2 separate regions of the Homo sapiens genome follow, and region 1 is linked to region 2. The links are chromatin loops, found by intact Hi-C in ENCODE. Cell type or tissue: right lobe of liver. All regions are shown on one strand. Links, peaks and the distances in the headings refer to the core of each region. The heading gives the core; the rest is flanking DNA. Region 1 holds the start of MICA-AS1 (MICA antisense RNA 1). Region 2 holds the start of LINC01149 (long intergenic non-protein coding RNA 1149).

Region 1 (8,879 bases), core at 711-8,710, 43 kb before region 2:
TATCATATTACAAAATCTTCTTACACACAGCTTTCACCAGCTGTAGGCTGTTTCCAAACAGAGGACCTAGCCACTCTTCTTTTGCATGTTTTTTTCATTATTGTAATTAATATCCTTATACCTAAAGATCTTTCTATATATTGGATTTTGTTTTAAAATCACAGATTTCTCAATAAAAGTTACTGGGTCAAAAGGCATGAAATTTTTTTTTTTTTTTGAGACGGAATCTCGCTTTGTCACACAGGATGGAGTGCAGTGGCGAGATCTCAGCTCACTGCAACCTCCACCTCCTGGGTTCAAGAGATTCTCCTTCCTCAACCTCCTAAGTAGCTGGGATTACAGGCACACGTCACCACACCTGGCTACTTTTTGTATTTTTAGTAGAGACAGAGTTTCACCATATTGGCCATGCTGGTCTCGAACTCCTGACCTCATGATCCACCCGCCTCGGCCTCCCAAAGTGCTGGGATTACAGGCGTGAGCCATCATGCCCGGCCGCATGAATATTTTTAAGCCTTCTCATACATATTATCAAATTACTTCTCAAAAGCAGTGTACCGGCTGGGCGCAGAGGCTCACGCCTGTAATCCCAGCACTTTGGGAGGCCCAGGCGGGCAGATCACGAGGTCAGGAGATCCAGACCATTCTGGCTAACACAGTGAAACCCCATCTCTACTAAAAATACAAAAAATTAGCCAAGCGTGGTGGCGGACGCCTGTAATCCCAGCTACTCTGGAGGCTGAGGCAGGAGAATGGTGTGAACCCAGGAGGCAGAGCTTGCAGTGAGCCGAGATCATGCCACTGCACTCCAGCCTGGGTGACAGAGAGAGACTCTGTCTCAAAAAAAAAAAAAAAAAAAAAAAAAAGCAGTGTACCAATTATATTCACCCATTTACTCAACCCATATTTATTGAGCCCCTTCTCTGTCCTTGGATTTCTAGATGCTGGAAATCCAAGTGGTGACTAGACAAGGTCCCTGCCTCGAAGAACATGACAACCAATGAAACAAATGAAAACAATTCTAATACCGGTGATAATTGTTATGGAGAAAATATGCTTGAGCTAGAAGGTTGATGGTGGTGAGGATGGTAGGAGATATAGTCTGTTGATCAAGATGTTCCTGGGAATTTGAACACTGGACGTCTGAGCAGAGACCTGAATGGTGTGAGGGGCCTTTGGATCCCTTTGGATCCCTGGGGAGCAGGTGCACTTGGGGAGTTCCAGTGGGAGGTGCCTGAGACAGGATTGAGCAGTGTTAGTGGAGATGAATGAGCTGGGCCGAGAGGGGTGGGATGAGGCCAGAGTGGCCAGAAGGATCCTGTGATGAGGGATGAGGGGCTGTAAAACATAGTGAGAGACTGGGGTTTCACTGTGCTAAGAAGGGAAGAGGCTGGCATGTCTGTGGGACGCGGAGGCGAGGATGAGCTCTAATTCCCATTTGAAATGCTCACTCTGACTATTGTGTGGGTGATGGACAGCGGGTGTGAGAGTCAGCAGGCAGCCCAGCTGGAAGGCCTTCTGGTTTACTATCTTGGAGAGGATGGCCCTGGGGAGGAGGCAGTAGAGGAGTGAGAAGTGATTGGATTTGGGGTTAATACATTTTTAAGATGGTGTTAGCAATAACTCCTTGGAGAACCACACATTTATTTGCTTACTTTAATTCTACAGCAACATTCGAGGTGGCTTACTGCAACAAACCCAGTGTAATAAATACATACGAATTACTTTAAAATCAACGCTAAGGAAAATATACATTTTAAAAGATTAAGGCTGGGGTAAAGCTGGAACATTACTAGGCAGGAAGGAACATCTGAAACATTTGCTGAAATGGAGTTGACCCTTTACCTAGCCATAGATTTGTTGCCTCACGATTTCATTGCATCTGAGCACCAGGGAGGGTGGTGGCAGTTCAGGTCACCAGTCCCTTGTTTCCTGATTCAGGAACAGCGTCCTGTTCTACACTTACAGTCAAAGCAAATTACATCATTATAAGATGTTTAATGATGAAGTCAAAGTCCACAGAGTCAGCAAGCAAGTGTAAAAACCTCAGGAGTCTAAGGACAGTCTACATTTCTCCCCAGAAATGGCCTCCCTATGTACTGTTGAAGGGAGAGGGTCCTTTCAAGGGGCTCCAAGACGCAGAAGCAACTGGGCTGCAGCTCGAAATAAAGATGTCCTTTCTACCTGCAGGTTCCACGAAGCCTCACAGGCAACTTTGGTGATCTCACCTGAGCTAGGAATTCGGTTTTTTGATGTGGGTTCTCTTTGAGCCATTGTGTGAGCTTTAAAATGTGATGTGGAGATTTTGCTATACTGGTGTTTCCTTGCCGGAATTTGACATCCATGGTGGCTCTGGCTTCCCTGTCTGGTCCCAGGAGGAAATGGAGTGTCCTGCACTTTTTTTCAGCTTCGCTTTGTGTAGGAAGGATCAGGAGACCTGGAGTCAGGGCTTCCTCCAATCTCACTCTCCTCCATAAAACAGTGTCTCCTAAGCTTTCTGGGGGTGAGGGCCTTGACACCGTGCTGTTCTGATGAATATAACTGTCCCAGCTCCTGAAATAAAAGCACAGGTGCACAAAATACCGACTGTTGCAAGCAATGCCTAGGTGGGGATGTTTCCTAGGCGCCAGGTTTAGCACTTTGACTTTGTATGTACACACACAGGGGCCAGGCATTGTGGTTTATGCCTGTAATCTCAGCACTTTGGGAGGCTGAGGCATGAGAATTGTTTGAAGCCAGAAGTTCAAGACCAGCATGGGTAACAAAGCAAGACCCAGTCTCTACAAAAAAAAAAAAAAAAAAAAAGGGTATATATATACACAAACACACACACACACACACACACACACACACTGGGTGTGGTGGCTCCAGTCTGTAGTCCCAGCTACTCGAGAAGCTGAGGTGGGAGGATTGCCTGAGTCCAGGAGTTGGAGCCTGCAGTAAGCTGTGATCAGGACACTGCAGACTGTCAGAGTGAGACCCTGTCTCAAAAACAAACAAACAAAACAAAAATACATACACACACACACAGCCAGAGCCAGCGCTGAGGGAGAGGCTGGACTCAGGGGCGGGGTCACAGGCGTTTCTCAGGTCCTTCTCGTGGTCTTTGTCTCTTTTTCCTGGAGGTGGGGGACTCTGTACTTCATGAGGAGAAGTTGTCTGAAGAAGGTGGGAGATACTCAGGAGCAGGGTCCAGAGAGGGAAAAGGATGAGGAAGTGGAGACAAAGCAGAGGGGGCAGGACAAGAGGAGAGCACGCAAGGAATGGGGATGGGGAGGACCTTCCAGCTGTCAGAAAGGTCACCCGCAGAATTTGGCTCTTGGTTTTTCTGCTTTATCAGGATGGATTTGGGAAACCAGCCGGAGTGGGAGATAAGGAGTCTACTTTGCAAAGGACACATGTGAGCCTCCTCCTAGTTTGAACTCATGAGTAGCAGCTAACAGCCAGGACCCTTGTGTCGGGCACGTGAGGCCCCTTTGCAACCAGGGCGTTTTCTGCACCCCACCAGCCACCCCTCCTGGGACCACGCTGGTTCCCTCCAACCCTAACAGGGAGAGAAGGAAGGAGAGGTCTGGAGGGTTTGGGTCCTCCCTTGTGCTCCTTCTTCCTCTGCCATTTATTCCCTGAGTGTCCTCGCCTTTCCTCCGCTACCTGGACCCCACTACAGTAATGCACACTGGCCTGGACTCCCTTTGTAACCACCAAGTGGGTTCATCTTGCCGGCTACCTAGACGAAGCCGATTTATCAAGACAGGAGAATTGCAACAGAGAAAGAGTAATTCATGCAGAGCCAGCTGTGCGGGAGACCAGAGTTTTATTACTCAAATCAGTCTCCCCAAAAACTCTCATCAGTTTTTAAGGATAATTTGGTGGATAGGGGGGCCAGTGAATCGGGAGTGCTGACTGGTTGGCTCCGGTATGAAATCATAGTGAGTGGAGGCCATTCTCTTAGGCTGAGTCAGTTCCTGAACGTGGGGGCCACAGGACTGGTTGGCAGGTCCAGATGGGGCCCTCCAGCTGTTAAAAATACAAAAACCTGAAAAGACATCTCAAAAGGCCACTCTGAGGTTCACAATAGTGATGTTACCTTCAAGAGTAACTGGAGAAGTTGCAAATCTTATGACCTCTGGAATAATGGCTGGTAATATTCAGAATTCCAGCCCCTCTCATCCTAACTTAATGGCCGGTGGCCTTTCTTCGTTTTACAAGAACAGTTTCCCTTTAAACTATAAACTAAATTCCTTCCCAAGGCTAGTTCAGCCTACGCCTAGAAATGAAGAAGGGCAGTTTAGCGGTTGGAAGCAAGATGGGGTCAGTTAGGTTTGATGTCTTTCACTGTCATCATTTCCTTAGTTATAATTTTGCAAAGGCGGTTTCACCTTGGCTTCAGCCCCACCCATGCAGTAACACTGTGCCCTGTCCTTCCAATCACTGCCACTAGGTGGAAGCAGAGCGTGCATCGCCCAGATGGGCTAGATTCTCACAGGCTCACTGCTAGAACGAATATTCTTGAGACTTTAGATCTGAAAGTCAGCCTGATTTCTGAAAGCCTTGGACCGTTTCCAAAATCAAATCAATACTCCAGGAACAAGATCTGCCTCGACTTTGCCTCTACCCAAGGACGCTATGGCAACGCAGTTTTCAAACGTGCTTTGAGAATAAATGGAACAGGGTCCCCTGTGTCCCCACTCATTTGCGTTTTCCTTTTTATTACAGCCAACCGCTTTTGTAAATATTGTTACACATCTCTCTATTCCACTGAAAACATCTCTTTCAAATGCACTTTAAGAAAGATTCAATGCCATGAAAATATGAAGGATCCTCTTGAAAGAGAGTTTCTGGTGGTGGGTTTTAATGAACATTTTCTTTTTTAAAACTCTGTAACTATTTCGTTGTGGGGCTTAGCTTCATATTTTCAAACTGAAATATTCTCTTCCTTAACCTCCACATAAATCCAAGTTTATAATTTTTATTATTTTAAAATTTTATTTATTTTTCTGTTTTGGGGACAGGGTCTCCTCCTGTCACTCAGGCTGGAGTGCAATGGCACAATCATAGCTCACTGCAGCCTGGAACTCCTGGGCTTAAGCAATCTTCCTGCCTTCGATTCCCAAAGAGCTGGGATTATAGTCATGAACCACTGCAATCCACCCAAATCCAAGTTTACACTAAAAGATAAAATTCCAACATTGTAGGGGATTGGTCAGGTGGTGGGAATAATTATAAAGATAAAGTTATAGGAAATAGACACAAACCTTCTTGGAAGGTGGAAAGTTTTGCAAAAGCCTCAGGATAGGGTTATAGCTGAAAGCAGCCTAATCCCCTTACCTTGAGTTAATAGCTTCGAGTAAGTACAAAGACATGTAAGAGAGTTTATCTAAAGAGCATGTTTACCTTTGATCATTTGTAGGACTGCTCTCTCCGGGGGACTGCGACCAGATTAATTACCCACAGGTGTGTTGACTCAAAGCCTTTGTCATTAAATCTGTGCTGAATAAAGGCCCACAGGGCCAGATAGTCAGGGCACGCAGCTGCCACAACCCTTTCTGTGAGTGGCCTGGCCCTCTGGTGCACTCTTTCACTGAATATCGGTGTCTGAGTACATTATTCATCCATCGTGCAGCCTGGGTCTGCCGGTCAGACCCTGGCACAACATTTAAGAGGAAATGAAAGTCACAAAGTTATCCCAGTCTCTGGAGTCACTGTCAAAACTTTGGTGAGGAATCTTCCAGGTTTTCCCCTACTTCAAATATATATTAATATTATGTAAGTGATATTAGTGGCATTTTCGCCCAGGCTGGAATGCAGTGGCATGATCTCGGCTCACTCTAACCTCTACCTCCCAGATTCAAGCGATTCTCCTGCCTCAGCCTCCCAAACAGCTGGAACTACAGGCACCCACCACCACGCCCGGCTAATTTTTGCATTTTCAGTAGAGACAGGGTTTCACCATGTTGGCCAGGCTGATCTTGAACTTCTGACCTCAGGTTATCTGCCTGCCATAGCCTCCCAAAGTTCTGGGATTACAGGTATGAGCCACTGTGCCCAGCCTCCTTAACCTTTTAAAAAAGGTTAAAAGTATGCTGGGCACATCTTTTCATAGCAATACTTAAAATTGCTCTTACTCTTTTTAATGACAACATAGAATTTTATCGTGTAGCTGTTCTTTGGGAGACGATTAAAATCTTCTTTATCTTCACTGTGGTAGTGGAGATGTGGGTGTGTACAACAGCTAAAATTCAACAAGTTGAACATTTTAAATAGATGCAGTTTATTGCATGCAAAGTATGTCCCAATAAGATGATTTAAAAATATTATCCTCTTTGAGACTTGTACTTTGCTTATGTGAAACAAAACAAAACAAAAACCCTGTTCTTGTGCCCAGGAGACACACCCTGACACATCTGGAGGTAGAGGGTCATGCTGTCTGCAACTTACCCTCACAGGCTCTGAAATAACAATAATAGCAGCATATTTACAGATTTAGAGAGAGAGAAATTTGTGGTAAAAATGTTCATAAGTAAAACTAGATAAAGGGCAAAAATAAAAGAAATAATGAAACTACGTCTTTTAAATTTTCTCTCTCCGGCCGGGTGCGGTGGCTCACGCCTGTAATCCCAGCACTTTGAGAGGCCAAGGCAGGCAGATCACGAGGTCAGGAGATCGAGACCATCCTGGCTAACACAGTGAAACCCCGTCTCTACTAAAAATACAAAAAATTAGTCGGGCGTGGTGGCAGGAGCCTGTAGTCCCAGCTACTCCAGAGGCTGAGGCAGCAGAATGCCCTGAACCCGGGAGGCGGAGCTTGCAGTGAGCCAAGATCGCGCCACTGCACTCCAGCCTGGGCGACAGAGCAAGACTCCGTCTCAAAAAAAAAAAACAAAAAACAAAAAAACTCTCCTTTACTTTTTCTCTCCCCTTTTCTTCCTATCTCTTCCCTCATTTCTTCAACACGTCCCCCCATCCTTCCCTCTTTTCTCCATTCTCTGCATTTGATCCCCGGTATATTCCAGCCTCCAGGCCAACAAACTTCTCCGCGTCCGCCGGGAGCAGGTCAGGGAAGGGACGCGAGGCGGCGCTGTCACCGCATTCTGAGCGCCGCAGCTCCCTGGGCCCCTTGTATCATTTCAGTGAAGGTCACTCCAGTCTTTCATGGAGGCCAAACTAAGGGTGTAAATTAGGATCCTCACTGAAGTGGCGGGACCCTAAGAGGCTTTTTCCTGGCCCCTTAGTTGTGGGTTTTCCTGCGGGCGGCGCAGCCGGTTTCCATCAGAACCGCCCAGAGGCGGACGCTGCCTTCCTGGGGTGACGGAGCAGCAGGAAGCGTTTTCGGATCCTGGAATACGTGGGCGGCCCGTGGGAGGGGCTGAGGCGCAGTTTCCTACTCACCCGGATCCGAATCCTCCGCGGTGCTGTTTCAAGAGAGCCGGATTCCAGATCACGCTCCAGCCCGGACTCGGAATTCCTGCCCTGCGGGTCTGCATTTTCATAACGGGCAGGTGTGAGTGCCCTGCAGCTGGAGACCAGAAGCCTGAAGGCAGCTCGGCCCTCCCCAGCCCACAGCGCCGTTATTCCGTTTCTATATCAGTAAACACATTTCATTTTCCGTAGACCAGGGCGGGGTGACGGGTGATCCCAGTCCTCGCAGTGAATTCCGGGCAGCAAAATTCAAAACACATGCGGCCAAGGCCGGGCACGGTGGTTCACGCCTGTAATCCCAGCACTTTGGGAGGTCGAGGCGGGCGATCACCTGAGGTCGGGAGCTCGAGACCAACCTGACCAACATGGGGAAATCCCGTCTCTACTAAAAATATAAAATTAGACGGGCTTGGTGGTGAATGCCTGTAATCCCAGCTAGTCGGGAGGCTGAGGCAGGAGAATCGCTTAAACCTTGGAGGCGGAGGTTGCGGTGAGCCGAGATCGCGCCATTGCACTTCAGCCTGGGCAACAAGAGGGAAAACTCCGTCGCAAAAACTTTCGGGGGCGGAGCGGAGCCCCGCCCTGGGTTATGTAAGCGACCGCGCTGGGCCGTTTCTCTTTCTTTTCCGGACCCTGCAGTGGCGCCTAAAGTCTGAGAGAGGGAAGTCGCCTCTGTGCTCGTGAGTGCATGGGGTATAAGGCAAGTGCTGAGGGAGAAAACGTAGTTGATGGGGTAGAGCAGACGGGGTTGGAGGTGGGGTGGAGGGGGAGGGCTTTGGACAGAAGACCTGGGAGGCTTGGTGGGGGAGGGGCGCCCAGGCCTGGGCACTAAGAAACAAGTCCCCTGGAGCTCAAGACCATCTCGGCCTCCCCTAGCCCAAGAGAGGACTGGCTTCATGACTCCCTGAAACCATTTCTAAATGCCTTAGAACAAACCTTGCATATTCATTATTGTTATTGAACTATTAAAAGTCTTTTTTGGGGGCGAGCTGAATCAGATCCTTTGCTGGAGCTGGCACACGGAGGAAGTCCTGGAGGGAGGGTAGACACCGTGGAGGTAAGGGCTTGGGACCTGTGTCAGGAGAGCTAGGTCCATCTCCCTCCCAGTCTCTCACTAGGCTTATGATCTTTAGCAGTGAAAATAATCTCTCTAAGGTGGGGAAAGGACCCCGGTCCCTGCTGTGCTCAATAAATTATGAGGATCAAAATAAATTATCAGTGAATGTGAATGGGAAAACTAAGAAATTGTTAAAATTCTCGAATACATTACATTTTCATCCACAGAAAAGTGTAGGCTAGGGATCATGGGGGAATAGTTAGTAATGACAGGGATAGTTGAACTTAAAAAAAAAGTTTGTGAGGCTGACAAAGAAGAAACGGACACATTTCCTGATCTTGGAGGGTTCATAGGGTAGAAGATGGTAGATGACAGCTGGGTGTGGTGGCACTCGCCTGTAGTC
Region 2 (8,879 bases), core at 569-8,568:
TAGGGAGGATGCCGTCTTTACCTTTTGAAATAGTTTCAGTAAGATTGAGACCAATTCTTCTTTGAATGTCTGATGGAATTCAGCTGTGAATTCATCTGGTCCTGGACTTTTTTTGGTTGGCAATTTTTTTTTATTGCTCTTTCAATCTTGCTACTTGTTATTGGTCTGTTCAGTTTCTGTTTTTTCCTGATTTAATCTGGAGGGTTGTATATTTCCAGGAATTTATCAATATCAATCTATTCTAGATTTTCTAGTTTGTGTGTGTAAAGGTATTCATGGTAGCCTTGAATTTCTGTGGTATCAGTTGTAATATATCCTGTTTCATTTCTACTTCAGCTCGTTTGGGTCTTTTCTTCTCTTGGTTAATTTCACTAATGGTCTATCAATTGCTTATCTTTTCAAAGAACCAGCTTTTTGTTTCATTTATCATTTTTCATGCTTCAATTTTATTTAGTTCTGCTCAGATCTTTGTTATTTTATTTCTTATGCTGGGTTTGAGTTTGGTTTGTTCTTGTTTCTCTAGTTCCTTGAGGTTTGACCTTAGATTGTCTTTTTGTGCTCTTTCAGACATTTTCATGTAGGCATTTAATGCTATGAACTTTCGTCTTAGTACTTCTTTTGCTGTATTCCAGGGTTTTAATAGGTTGTGTCACTATTATCATTCAGTTCAAAGAATTTTTAAATTTCCATCTTGATTTTAATGTTGACTCAAAGATCATTGAAGAGCAAGTTATTTAATTTCCATGTATTCACACAGTTTTGAGGGTTCCTTTGGAGTTAATTTCCAGTTTCAGTCCACTGTGGTCTGAGAGAGTACTTGATATAATTTTGATTTTCTTAAATGTATTGAGACTTACTTTGTGACCTATCATATGGTCTACCTTGGAGAATGTTCCATGTGATAATGACAAAAATGTATATTCTGCAGTTGTTGGGTAGAATGTTCTGTAAATATCTGTTAAGTCCATTTGTTCTAGGGTATAGTTTAAGTCCATTTTGTCTTTGTTGACTTTCTTGATGACCTGTCTAGTGCTGTCAGTGAAGTATTGAAGTCCCCCACTATTATTGTGTTGCCACCTATCTCATTTATTAGATCCAGTAATAATTGTTTTATAAATTTGGAACCCCTAGTGTTAGGTGCATATATATTAAGGATTGTGATACTTTCCTGTTAGACTAATCCTTTTGTCATTATATAGTGTTCCTCTTTGTCTTTTTTTTTTTAAACTGTTGTTGCTTTAAAGGCTGTTTTGTCTGATATAACAATAGCTACTCCTGCTCACTTTTGGCTTCCATTTGCATGAAATATTTCCACCCCTTTACCTTCAGTTTATGTGAGTCCTTATGTGTTAGGCATTCTCTTGAAGACAGCAGATACTCGATTGGTGGATTTTTACCCATTCTGCCAATCTGTATCTTTTAAGTGGAGCATTTAGATTATTGACATTCAACATTAGCATTGAGATGTGAGGTACTATTTTATTCATCATGCAGGTTGTTGCCTTAATACCTTGTTTTTTCCATTTCATAGTGTTGTTGAAGAGTGATGGCTAAATGTATCCAGCATAATTCACCTACACTTAGTTTTCTAGATAATTGAGTTGGGTGGCCCCATTTTAATAATGACAAACATGAAATTCTAAATGCAATATCATCTTGGAGAGATTATTTGATTTTTTCCTATAGGAATTGTCTCCAAACTGCTTTCTAGACAGCCTCACAAAGCATCTAGAATGTATAAATTTGACTTTCATAATGCATTAATGATATGGTTTGGCTGTGTTCCCACCCAAATCTCATCTTGAATTGTAGTTCCCATAATTCCCATGTGTCATGGGAGAAATGTAGTGGGAGTTAATTGAATCATGGGGGCAGATCCCCCATGCTGTTCTCATGATAGAGTGACTCTCATGAAATCTGATGCTTTTATAAGCATCTGACATTTCCCCTGATTACACTAATTCTCTCTTCTGCTGCCATGTGACAAGGTGCCTTCTGCCATGATTATAAGTTTCCTAAGGCCTCCCCAGCAATGCGGAACTGTAAGTCAATTAAACCTCTGTTGTTTATAAATTACCCAGCCTCAGGTATTTCTTCATAGCAGTGTGAGAATGGACTAATACAGTAAATTAGTACCAGGAGTGGGGTGCTACTATAAAGATACCCAGGAATGTGGAAGTGACTTTGGAACTGGGTAACAAGCAGAGGTTGGGACAGGTTAGAGGGCTCAGAAGAAGACATGAACATGTGGGAAAGTTTGGAACTTCCTAGAGACTCAGAGGGCTCCGAAGACAGGAAGATATGGGAAAGCTTGAAACTTCCTAGAGACTTGTTGAATGGTTTTGACCAAAATGCTGATAGTAATATGGACAATGAAGTCCAGGCTGAGGTGGCCTCAGATGGAGATGAGAAACTTGTTGGGAGCTGGAATAAAGGTGATTCTTGCTACGCTTTAGCAATGAGACTGGCAGCATTTTTCCCCTGCCCTAGAGATATGTGGAACTTTGAACTTGAGAGAGATGATTTAGTGTATCTGCCAGAAGAAATTTCTAAGCAGCAAAGTGTTCAAGAGGAAGCAGAGCATAAAAGTTTGAAAAATTCGCATCCTGATGATGCAATAGAAAATAAAAACCCATTTTCTGGAGAGAAATTCAAGCCCACTGCAGAAATTTGCATCAGTAAGGGGGAGCTCAATGTCAATCACCATGACAATGGGGAAAATATCTCCAGGGAATGTCAGAGACTTTCACAGCAACCTCTCCCATCACAAGCCCAGAGGTCATCCTTAAGTGAAAAAATCAACCACAGGAGATGACATGATAATAGGCTTATTACAGTAGAGGAAGGTACAAAGTGTTTCTCATCATTGGTGTGTTTGTTAAAATGGGGAGGGGTTACTGAGTGAGTGGGCAGTGGGTGGTGGTGGTGACAACCACATTCTCTCACTGTGGCCCAACACTTTTGAAGCAGTTTCCCATTTCTCCATTAGATGTGTCTTCTCCACATGCAGAAAATGTAGTCTCATAGCTTCCCTATTGGGTGCTGGACTGTTGGCATTTCATTATTTTTTTTAAATCAAAGACATGGATATCTTTTTTCTTAGTTGATTTCTAGGACTTCAAGGTTATTTGGGGGAAGAAGTTGCTTGAGGAGGCTCCTGGGTGGACCATGGAGTCCCTCCTAGGGATTTATTTGGTGCTCCTGGTGTGGGTGACTATCTCCCTGAGTCCCAAAAGACAGCACATTCTGCCGGGTACCCAGAGGTGGGGACAGATGCTAACAGGTCCATCTTATAAGTGCAACATGAAATTTAAGGTCAGGGAATCTCTTAACTTTTCTTGAAGGACCTCATATTTAGCTTCTTGACTCAAAATCATTTGTGGATTTGAACAGGTTTCCTCTGCAATGTACTCTCTGGAGGGGAATACATTGAAAATACAGTTCATTTTCAGATACTCAATGGGATTGAAAAGTTGAATTGTGTGCTTTCTTGCAGTGAGCACAGAGGAATTTGCTGTCCCATGCCACTGGGACATTTTTAGGAGCACCATTCTCTTCCAGAGGGCTTGAGTAAGGTCAGTGAGGAATTAACATGTAGCATATTGGCAACTCCAGGGTTGAGCAGGGAGACACACATGTTTTTCTGATGTGTGAAGTTCTGAGGGCATTTTCCAAAGTACTTGTTCACTGAGCAGGTGTTTCCACTACTTGCATTAAGTCAGGGGATATGGAAGCCACTTTTCCAGCAATCAAACTCAATGAGAAGATGAACAAGAAGTGTTCTGAAAGTAAGCAGAAAAGGCCCTTTCCATGAATTTTCCTAATTTTTAGATTTCTCTTAAACAACATGCCTGAAGTTACAACCGCATCCTTCTCTAGCAGCTTCTAAATGAGAAAATCATCAAAAGGGTATTTAGTACTCAAGTGGTGGACACAGGATAAATGCTGAAAATCAGTGCTCGATTCGAAGATAGTGATGTTCCAGGATGTTGGAGTCTCTCAGGTGTCAGTAGGGAGGCGGGCCGGGAACTTCTCCCAGTAACCAGAAAGAAGAGCCTCAGGGAGATGAGGATGTCTCACAGCCAGGGACGGGACAGTAAAGGGCCCCATGTGAGTGCATCACAGGGATCTGTTCCTGTTTAGACTCCAATGCTCAGTACCCAGTGCAGAACATGGCAAGACTTCAGCAAATACATCAGTCAGCTGGATGAAGGAGGCAGGTGTGAGCCAGCAAAAAAAAGCTTGTGATTTTATTGGAGCATGAATTTAAAAGTGTTGATGTGGCTGGGCGCGGTGGCTCATGCCTGTAATCCCAGCACTTTGGGAGGCCGAGGTGGGTGGATCACGAGGTCAGGAGTACGAGACCAGCTTGACCAACATGGTAAAACCCCATCTCTACTAAAAATACAAAAATTAGCCGGGCATGGTGGCAGACGCCTGTAATCCCAGCTACTTGGGAAGCTGAGGCAGAGAATTGCTTGAACCCAGGAGGCGGAGATTGCAGTGAGCTGAGATCATGCCACTGCACTCCAGCCTGGGTGACAGAGCGAGACTCCATCTCAAAAAAAAAAAAGTGTTGATGTACCTACCTTGCAAGGAGGTAGATAGGTAGACAGAAGCATGGATAGATGGATGGATATTCTTTTTCTGTGTTTTTCTATTTCTGTTCTTTCTCTGTGTTTTGTCTCTTTCTCTTGCTCTGTCTGTATCTTCCACTGTTCCTTCATAATCATGTCTTAGCCATCATCAGTGACATCTTTTATCTGGTCTTATAAGATCTTGTCTGTCTGTTGTATTAGTAGCCACAGGACAGAAAAAGGAAAGGAGTCGTGAAAAACAAGATAAGGAAAAAGATGCTCCTGACATGGGGCATCGGGAGGATGTGTGGCCCTGAGGCTCCCGGGAGACAGGGGCTGCGCCTCACTGCAGAGTCCATCCTGCTGAACACAGAGGGGAAAAGCGCCCTGACAGCCCCGTCCGTGCTGCTCAGAAAAGACGGCTCCGTCTCCAGATCCTTCTCTCTATGTCCTTCAGTCTTGGCTCTCTAGGTACAATTTACTGCTATGAAAAGGGATTTGAGAATTCCCAGAGGAGGCTTTCAGCCTCTTTGCATGGCTCTTTCTGGCCTTTCAAAAGCGCCAGAGACATCAGAAATGAAATCGTACACACTTATTCGGAGTTTTCCACAATCATTGAAATTTCTGTGAGTGCCAAAGTTAAGTTTTTGGCAACCCCGTCAAAGCCGGGTGTGCCCAGGACAGTCAACTCAGGCGCTGGACTCTCATTCTGGTTGGATTTTATGACAGCCGTATTCGCCATAAGAATTCTAGAGCCAGACCTTGTTACTTCACAATTGCCTCACGTTGCAGGACAAGCAAATCTAGCCTGAGTCCTGTGGATTCCAGGGCTGCTCAGGAGACGCCTCCATCCTGGCGTGGATGACCTCAGGATCAGCCCCGTCTGCCCCACTCAGCCCGCAGCCTGGTCCCCGAAAGCGCTCAGTCAGAATCCGAGAGCACTGTGGCGGCGCCCCCGTGTGGCCACAGGACTGAAGACAGAGGACCCCGCTCCCCTTTCTCCCCAGCCAGGACGTCCCAGGCTCTCCCCCTGTTCCCCGCACCTGGACGGGACTCTGCACAGAAGAGAGTCTCCCGGTCTCGTGTCAGGCTCTGAGTTCATCCAGCTTCCCAAAATCCATGTTGATATGAACGTTTTCTCCCACAACTGATTGACTGGACTTTTGTCTCAGGGCAGAGGGAGGCCTCCAGACCAAAACAGCAGGATCAGGTCTGGAGCTGACTCAACCCCAAACCCTTGCTAATGCACGACCCAGTCCCCCAGCCTCCAGGATGGGACCTTGGCCTCCTGTCCCCTCCCTTGTTCCTGCCACTGCTCCTGCAGGTGGAGGCTGCTCATCCCAGGAATCAGTCTGTGAGCTCCAACCTTGGGGCCTCGGTCCAGGAAGGAGGGAGGCTCCAGAGAGCAGAAGGGAGATGAAATGGATCATAAGAGAAGAAGGAATCATACCAAACACTGGAACTGTAGGTCAATTAAACCTTTTTCTTTATAAGGGGGGGGGAGGAAGAGGAGGAGGAAAAAGGAGGAGGGTGAAAGGAGTCAGGGAGGAGAGAAAAGTGGGAAGTGTTTCTTTAGAAGGGGTGTGTGTGTGTGTGTGTGTGTGTGTGTGTGTGTGTAGGTGTGTGTAAAGCAGGAGGGAGTTCCTAGGATCCTGAAGAAAAGAGAGTGAAGGACAGGGGCTAAGGGGCCCAGCCCTGGTAGGTTGAGGGCCCCACTTTCTGTGCTCGGGCCTTACTGTCCTAGCAGAGTCCAGCCCCGGGAAGCCTGGGGTCACAGCACTCGGCTTGCTGGATGGCTGCCTCTTCATTGTCTTTGACAGCAGGAGCTACCTTGCCAGGCCCAGTGGCCACAGGGTCACAGGCAGAGAGCAGGTCCCTCTGCTGGCAGCCAAGGAGATGCTCTTGGAGGATACGTGCACAACTTAGCTGGGAGTCTGAAGATGGTGGTGGGTTACAAAGAGCTCAGCGATGAGCCTGGCCCAAGATTCTGACCCCTTGCCCTGGATCCTGAGGGTTCCACCCTTCCCTATTCCCAACAGGTCTCAAGAATTCTTCTGTTAGTCTCCTGCCCTCTTGGGACAGCCCCGCACTTCCCTCACTTTGATACCCTGGTACCCAGGCATCTGCCTCCTTCATTCTCCTCCAGCTACCCAAGCACCCCCAGGCCCTGCTCTCTGCCAACCCTGATCCCTGAACTCCAGCACTTTCCAAACCCACCCCCGAATTGCTGGATAATATAGTGGTTCTATTTTTAGATTTTTTAAAACTCTCCATACTGTCTTCTATAGTGGCTGTACTAATTTAAATTCCTATCAACAGCGTACAAGAGTTCCCTTTTCTCCACATCACCAGCATCTGTTATTTTATTTTATTTTATTTATTTTATTTTTGTCTTTTCAGTTGTGGCTATTCTATCTGGGGTAAGATGACATCTCATTGTGGTTTTGATTTGCATTTCCCTAATGATTAGTGATGTTGAACATTTTTTTATGTATCTGTTGGCCATTTATATTCTTCTTCTGAAAAATATTTATTCATGCCCTTTGCCCACTTTTTAATAAGATTGTTTGGTTTTTTAATTCTTGAGTTGTTTGAGTTTCTTATAGTATTCTGGATATTAGTCCCTTGTCAGATAAATTGTTTGAAAATGTTTTCTCCTGTTCAGCAGATTGTCTCTTCACTCTGTCAATTGTTTTATTTGCTATGCAGAAGCTTTTTTAGTTATTATAGTCCTATTTGTCTGGTTTTATTTGTGTTTTCTATATTTTTGAAGTCTTAGCCATAAAACCTTTGCCCGGACCACTGGCCTAGAATGTTTCCCCTGTTTTCTTCCAGTTGTTTTATAGTTTCAGGTCTTTCATTTTATTTAAGTCAACTTGAGTTGATTTTTAATAGGGTGAGAGATAAGAATCTAATTTCATTCTTCTGCATACGGGATATCCATTTTCCCAGCCCTTTTACTGAAGAGGGTGTCCTTTTCCCAAATGTGTGTTCTTGGCACCTTTGTTAAAAGTCAGTTGGCTGTAAATATATGGATTTATTTCTGCATTCTCTATTATGTTCCATTGATTGGCATGTCTGTTTTTATATCAATACCATTCTGTTTTGGATACTATAGCCTTGTAATGTATTTTAAAGTCAAGTAGTGTGATGGCCCTAGCTTTGTTCTTTTTGCTCAGGATTTCTTTGGCTATTTGGACTTTTTAAAAATGTTTTGGGTCCATAGAAATATTAGAATTATTTTTTCTAATTCTGTGGAAAAATAACCTTGGTATTTTTGTTGGAATTCCCTTGAATCTTTAGATTGCTTTGGGAACTATGGTCATTTTACTAATATTAATTCTTCTGATTCATGAGCATGGAATATCTTTCCATTTGTTTGTGTCCTCTTCTTTCTTTCATCAGTGTTGTATAGATTTATTTTTAAGAGATCTTTGACTTCCTTGCATAAACTTATTCCTAGGCATTTTTTTCTAGTTATCGTAAATGGAATTGCTTTTTTGATTTCTTTCTCAGCTACTTCATTAATAATGTATAGACATTATACTGATTTTTGTATGTTGATTTTGCATCCCACAACTCTACTGAATTTACTTATCATATCTAATAGTTCTTTGATGGAGTCTTCAGATTTTTCTAGAAATAGGATCATTTCATTGGCAGGGAGGGGAGAGAGGCTGAAGGTTAAGCTGATGGCCAATGATTTAATGAATCATGCCTAAGAAATATGACTTCCATCAAAACCCAAAAGGGCAGGGTTTGGAGAGCTTCTGGATAGCTGAACACAGGGAAGCTAACAGGAGGGTGAACAAGAACTCAGCCATGTGCCAGAGAGGGTGGCGCATCCCAACCCCATGGGACAGAAGCTCCTGCACTGGAAACCCTTCTGACCTTGCCCTATGTGTCTGTTCATGGGGCTCTTTATTTGTGTCTTTTAAAATATCTTTTTAAATAAACTGGTAAATATATGTAAGTGTTTTCCTGAGTTCTGTGAGCCATTCTAGCAAATTAATCAAACCTGAGAAACGGGTTATGGGAACACTGATTTAAAGCAAGTTAGTTAGAAACACGGGCAAAATGGCTTGAGACTGGCATCAGGAGTGGGAGGCTTGAGACTGGCATCAGGAGTGGGAGGGGGACAGTCATGGGGACTGAGCTCTCAACCCATGGGATGCGATGCTATCTCCAGGGAAAGAGTGGCAGAATTCAGTTAGAGGACACCCAGCTGGTGTCCATCACAGAACTGATTGCTTGTTTGTTGGAGAAATTCCCTACATTTGGTCAGAGAAGTCTTCTGTGTTG

Evidence for each region. Hi-C counts contacts between places; a loop is a spot of excess contacts. Peaks named below come from ENCODE experiments on the same cell type or tissue, not always from the same donor. Only the 100,000 strongest peaks of a DNase experiment are listed, where the experiment ranks them.
Region 1: a loop joins it to region 2, with 5 times the contacts of the local background. A loop is called at or near these places in 105 of 110 quality-filtered maps.

What each region holds. Positions count from the first base shown.
Region 1 is chr6:31,392,665-31,401,543 of GRCh38, forward strand. It overlaps MICA-AS1 (MICA antisense RNA 1), which reads right to left and starts at 7,806. Exons shown (of 2, transcript NR_148222.1): 1 at 7,390-7,806; 2 at 1,625-2,553. It also overlaps a transcript of MICA not described here. RefSeq lists an enhancer at 7,121-7,987. In right lobe of liver, for the core only: CTCF peaks have their summits at 4,440 (motif pointing right) and 7,074; DNase peaks (open chromatin) are centred at 4,447, 6,777, 7,357 and 8,027; H3K4me3 peaks cover 2,317 bases; H3K27ac peaks cover 2,364 bases.
Region 2 is chr6:31,436,271-31,445,149 of GRCh38, forward strand. It overlaps LINC01149 (long intergenic non-protein coding RNA 1149), which reads left to right and starts at 5,397. Exons shown (of 2, transcript NR_144465.1): 1 at 5,397-6,041. In right lobe of liver, for the core only: CTCF peaks have their summits at 5,518 (motif pointing left) and 6,473 (motif pointing left); a DNase peak (open chromatin) is centred at 5,521; H3K4me3 peaks cover 308 bases.